Regions from separate parts of the Homo sapiens genome. Here region 1 is linked to region 2. A link is an interaction called in ENCODE POLR2A ChIA-PET data of the cell type or tissue named here. Cell type or tissue: OCI-LY7. All regions are shown on one strand. Each heading gives the region's core, and the rest is flanking DNA. Links, peaks and the distances in the headings are about the cores only.

Evidence for each region. ChIA-PET counts read pairs that join two places held together with the same protein. Peaks named below come from ENCODE experiments on the same cell type or tissue, not always from the same donor. Only the 100,000 strongest peaks of a DNase experiment are listed, where the experiment ranks them.
Region 1: POLR2A ChIA-PET joins it to region 2 with 5 read pairs; 2 of 35 experiments call an interaction of 5 or more read pairs at or near these places.

The regions. Positions count from the first base shown.
Region 1 is chr18:62,742,993-62,745,908 of GRCh38, reverse strand. All of the region lies in intron 1 of PHLPP1 (PH domain and leucine rich repeat protein phosphatase 1), which reads right to left. Among named protein-coding and RNA genes, the nearest start is that of PHLPP1, 29 kb to the right of the region's middle. In OCI-LY7, for the core only: CTCF peaks have their summits at 1,556 and 1,755; a DNase peak (open chromatin) is centred at 1,598; H3K27ac peaks cover 966 bases.
Region 2 is chr18:62,589,730-62,592,645 of GRCh38, reverse strand. No RefSeq gene overlaps it. Among named protein-coding and RNA genes, the nearest start is that of ZCCHC2, 68 kb to the right of the region's middle. In OCI-LY7, for the core only: no CTCF peak of the experiment used is centred there; no DNase peak of the experiment used is centred there.

The DNA of each region.
Region 1 (2,916 bases), core at 238-2,737, 150 kb before region 2:
ACTATATACTAGTACAGTATTTGGATTTCAAATCTTTATAGTTTTCCTCCAGATTGTAAAAATTCTTATCATAGATTCATATGTAGAACACTGGCCAACATTTACTACCAGTAACTTTTTTCAATTCAGTCACTAAAAGAGGCAAGAGTAACATTAAGAATTTTAATTTTAATCATGAATTTTTCAAAGATTTGGTTTAGTGATTATAATTTCAATACTGAAATGGTTTAAAAAATGTAAAGTATTTGGTAAATACAGAACGGTGGTACTATTAAAATTACTCCAAAAAACCTCTAATTTCTTGCAACACTATAGCACATCCCCGTCACTCACCACTGCACTATGTGAAGGCACCCACATGCTCTCAATGAGAGTTCTCACCACCCACAAATGCCACTGAAGGACTGCTTAAAATTGAAACACCTCACTTTTAATAGTACCACTTGTTGACAATTTTTAACAGTATAAAATGAGCTAGATTTCTTAATGCAATGTTAGTTTATTGATTGTTTGGAGTCATTCAAACTACATTTTCATGTAATAACCACTAGGGAATAAGAATTTAGCCTATACTAGAACATGCAACTGGTAACGTGTTTACTTTTCCTGTTCTCTTAATCATGATAAACTAAATATTCTCCTGGAGTCAAAGGGTACAGAACCTGACCCCACCCACACTTTTTATCAAAGGTTGTCAGCAGCAAGTAAAGGTTCAGGCAGGCTTAACATCTACCAAAAAAATTAAAACCTCAACTCTAATTTCAAAGTATGCATTAGTATAACAAATAAGATTACTAAACCCTAAAATGCAATGGTATTAAAATTATTATTGTTTTTAAATGATATCCAAATGCCAGGTTTTAAAACATTACAAAATTACACCAGCTATACCTCCTAAACTATCTTCAAGTTTGTGGGCTCTATCCATGCTGTACTTCCTTCCTTTGGACATAAACCAAATGGAGGAATTCAAACTCCAAATTCTTAGGCCAAGAAAGGAAAGCCTAGCTAATGTTTAAAAATCTATTATTAAGAAGCCTATCCCTGATTTACATGTGACTAATGTCTAAGCTAAACATGTGCATATCTACACAAATTATTTATAATATTGTACAGTGTTATAATAGTAACATACCATGATTACAATCACTTCCAGTAACACATGCCAGTGGAGGAAGTAGAGGTGCTAACATCACTGAAGTTTCAAACATGGATGTGCATTACATGATCTGTTTATCTTCCTATGCCTTCATTATCAGGTTGATTTACTGGTTCCTTTTCTCCCTTACTCATTCAATAAGAATTGAGCACCTACTATACACCAAGCCTTCTGTTAGGCACTAAAAAACCAATATCCACAGTCCAAGGGAGAGGCACATGAGAACAAATTCATGCAATGCATGGAGTCAGGCTTAAGACAGAGGTATGAAGCACAGCAGGAACTTCAGCTGGCACTCTGACCACTCTCTGAATAAACATCAATTCTTAGACAGTGAAACAGCTCAAATACCAGCTTGGAGAAAACATGAGGCAAAAAATGCATTGAATTTCAGAGACACCACACAAATAAAGGTAATCTCTGTTCCTCTAAGTCAGGGTTCACAAACCCAGCAGGCCTCTGGGACCAGGCAGGAAGCCTGTATGAGGAGTGTGCTCGCACCAGGTGCGGGCATGCGCCCTCTGAAGGAGCCCCACCACTCACCAGAGGCATTGCCACAGAAGCTGGGGTGCCCAGATACTCTGATTTTTTAAAACAGAATTTAAAAAAAGAAGAAATCTTGATTCTTAAGGGAACTTTACAATGTCTAACTCATGGCAATTAACTTTAAAGTATTTCCAATTGTGCCTACCAAACAAAACACACCTGTGAGCCACATGTGTCCCACGGCACCAGTTTTGGACCTCTGCTCTAAATCCAGCAAAAGAAGATCCAACTTACCTCTCCACATCAAAGTAGTAAACATTAAGCAAAACTCAAAAAAATTAAAAAGCCTATCAACATATATGTCCAAAATTTCAATGTAACCACCACAGAGATGCAGTCACAAAAACTCACCCTGTGAGAAACTCTACAGGACAAATAACCTGGTTTTTTCAACAAGTAAATTGCAAGGAAAGAGAGGGAGAGGGGGAGGGTGGAAGAGGAGAGGGAAGAAGAGCTGGAGAGGCGGGAAACCTAAAATTAAAAGAAATTTAAAAGACATAAAAAATGCAATTACTAGGTTTGGACCACATTTGGATCATAATTCAAACCAAAAATGTAAGATTAATGGAAATTTGATCACTGACTAGGTAATTGCTGAAAAATAGGAATTAGTGTTAATTTTTAAGAAAATAACAGTGTCATCGTTTTGACTGAAGTACTTCCAAAGGAGTATTTCTGTATGGCGATACTTAAGTTTAGAGGTATTTATGGATGAAATGATATGAGATCTAGGATTAGTTTCAAAATAACCTAAGCAGAGGAAGGTGATTCGAGATAAAGTAAGACTGGCCATGAGTTGGCAACTGCTGATGCTGGGTAATGATTACGTGAGAGTTCATTACATTATTTTGCCTACTTTTGTAATTGTGTTTAAATTTTCCGTAATAAAAAAAAATTCTAAAAAAAAAAAAGCTGTTTTTAAGTTTTTCCTATTCACTATCACTTAATCTACTCAAAAATAGGGAAATGATGCACAGGATTAAGACAACCAAGAGAGGGAAAAAGAACAGAAAATAATACTTCAATAATAACTATAAAGAAACTAATTAACCTGCCCCTTAATTTAAAAATAATTGACTTTGTAAGTAACCCTGGGACCTCTCTTGTTTATGGATAAAAAGTGTAAAAAAAAAATCCTAAGCAAGTATAATTTCATTTAATGTCTCCCTAACAGGACATACAAATTAGAATGCTGTATTCCAACTCCATTA
Region 2 (2,916 bases), core at 283-2,782:
CTATGGCTTGTCTTTTCATCTTCTGAACAATGTTGTTCAAAGAGCGGAGTTTTAATTCTGAGGAAGTCCAATCTATTAATATGTACTCTTACGGATTTTACTTTCACCTAAGAAATCTTCGCCTAACTCAAGGTCACAGAGGTTTTTTCCCGTTTTCTTCTATAACGTTTATAGTTTTTGCTTTTACATTTAGATCTATGAGCCATTTTGAATTAAGTTTTCTATATGCAGCAAGACATGGATTGATCCTTGGTTTTCTCCACAACCCTATTATTACCACTTTGCAGATAAGAATTAAGTCATGTAATTATTGGCCCCAAAGCAGAAGAGTCAGGAAGTAAATCCAGGTTTTTAGGCCTCTGAAGTTTGTGCTTTTTTTTTTTTGAAATGGACTCTCACTCTGTCTCCCAGACTGGAGTGCAGTGGCACGATCTTGGCTCACTGCAACCTCTGCCTCCCAGGTTCAAGCAATTCTCCTGCCTCAGCCTCCCAAGTAGCTAGGATTGCAGGCACGTGCCATCATGCCCAGCTAATTTTTGTATTTTTAGTGGAGATGGGCTTTCACCATGTTGGCCAGGCTGGTCTCGAACTCCTGACCTCAGGTGATCCTCCGTCTTGCCCTCCCAAAGCATTGGGATTACAGGCATGAGCCATCTCGCCCAGCGGAAGTTTGTGCTTTTAACCTAATGGTTTTTTAATGTAATGTGCATCTGAATGGCCCGCCCCAGGCATTCTGTGCAGTGGGGCTAGGCTGTGCCCTGGAGGCTGCATTTCACAGGCTTCCTGGTTGGTGGTCCTTGGACTGCACTGGGAGAAACACTGTGACAGCTGTGCTCCACCACTTCGCACTGGACTTTAAGGGCCTTTCCAAACGTTTTCAATCAAGAAGTGCTACCATTCTTTGCCAGAATAAACACACCTCCACTTTCAATTAGGTGGAGAGTCTGATTTAAAAGGAAACTGAGATTGCGAACCAGCTGGGCACAATGATTTATTTTCACTGGGGACAGAGAAACTCCAGAACAGGTCACTTCCTCCTTGGCCATCGTTTTTCAACATAGCCAGAAACAGGCATATTTTAACATCAAACTCCCCAGAAGATACTCGGCTATTCTGAAGTATCAGAGCATTGCGTTATCAGGAGGCGGGGAGGGTGGGAGAAGCGTTCTGGAGACCCACAGGAAAAGCCCTCCGTGGGCTGAACTTCCCTTCCACGGCCGTGTCGTGACTTCCCACCCTGCAGGAAGCAGACAGGATTGGGACTGCTGTCTACTGTTCCACCGAGGCCTTACCAAGGTCTGTGTGTGCTTTCTAGAAAGAAGGCACATTTGCACGGGGAGACAGGGGAGGGGGAGGCAACACCTGCAAACCCTGCTTGAAGCCTCTAAGTTTAGAAACCTGGGAACTTGCTTCTCCAATGTGCACATCTCTATAAATACACTAGGGAGGAGCTCAGTCCCGTGTGTCCCAAATAAGGTCAGGCAATGTGATGAGGGGACATCCTTTAGGTCACAATTTCTGTACTCTGGGTAGGGCAGGTAATAAAAAGGGTCAGCAAGGGCCCAGCCCCTGAATAGTGGCTGGTTGTCCCTATAGGGGAAGGACTTGAAAGCCCCCAGTGTCCACGCCTTCTGCTGATGGAGCTGTGCCAGCTCTGGGTTGAGGACTTCCCACCTTCGGCCCGTTGCTGAATGTACAAGGAGGCAGCACTGGAGACTGCCCAGCAATGCATCTAACAAGAATAAAGACAGAGAGAAACCTCTGACTGTTCTCTGTCCCTTAGCGTCCTTAAATTTTAGTTTCACTGCAATAAAAAGAACAAAGCATTAAGACAATGAAAAGACAATCCACAAACTGGGAGAAAATACTATATTTCCAAATCACTCATCTAATAAAGGACTAGCATCCAAAGTATACAAAGAATTCTTAACACTCAACAATAAGAAAATGACCCAATAAGATCTGGACAGCTCACCGAAGATGGCAAATAAGCATATGAAAAGATGAAAAGACGTTCCACATCATAGGTCATTAGAATTGCCAATTAAGACAACAATGTTAATTGTTGTAAGACAACACCTATCAGAAAGGTTAAAATGCAAAATACTGACACCTCCAAATGCTAGTGAGGATGTGGAGCAACAGGAACTCTCATTCATTGCTGGTGGGAATGCAAAAATGGTAGACACTTTGGAAAGACAAGTTTGGTCGTTTCTTAACAAAACTAAACACTCTCACCACATGATCCAGCAATCACATTCCTTGGTGTTTACCCAAATGAGCTGAAAACTTATGTCCACGTGTATGTTTACAGCAGCTTTAGTCATAATTGCTAGAATGTCAAAGCAACCAGGATGTCCTTCAATAGGTGAATGGATAAGGTGTGGGAATCCATATAACATTCTATTACTCAGCAAGACCAGAAACGAGCGATCCAACCCCAAAAAGGCATGGAGGACCTGAAATGCGTCCTGCCGAGCAGTAGCAGACAACCTGAAAACGCTCCAGACTGCAGGATCCCAACTACATGACATTCTGGAAAAGGCAAAACTAGGCAGACAATAAAAAGATAAGTGGGCCGGATGCGGTGGCTCACGTCTGTAATCCCAGCACTTTGGGAGGCCGAGGCGGGTGGATCATCTGAGGTCAGGAGTTAAAGACCAGCCTGACCAAGAGATGGTGAAACTCTGTCTCTACTAAAAATACAAAAATTAGCCAGGCATGGTGGCGGGCGCCTGTAATCCCAGCTACTCGGGAGGCTGAGGCAGGAGAATCACTTGAACCTGGGTGGCAGAGGTTGCAGTGAGCTGAGATCACACCACTGCACTCCAGTCTGAGTGACAGTGAGATTCCGTCTCAAAAAAAAAAAAAAAAAAATGGTTGCCAGGGATTCAGGGGAGGGAGGATGAACAGGAG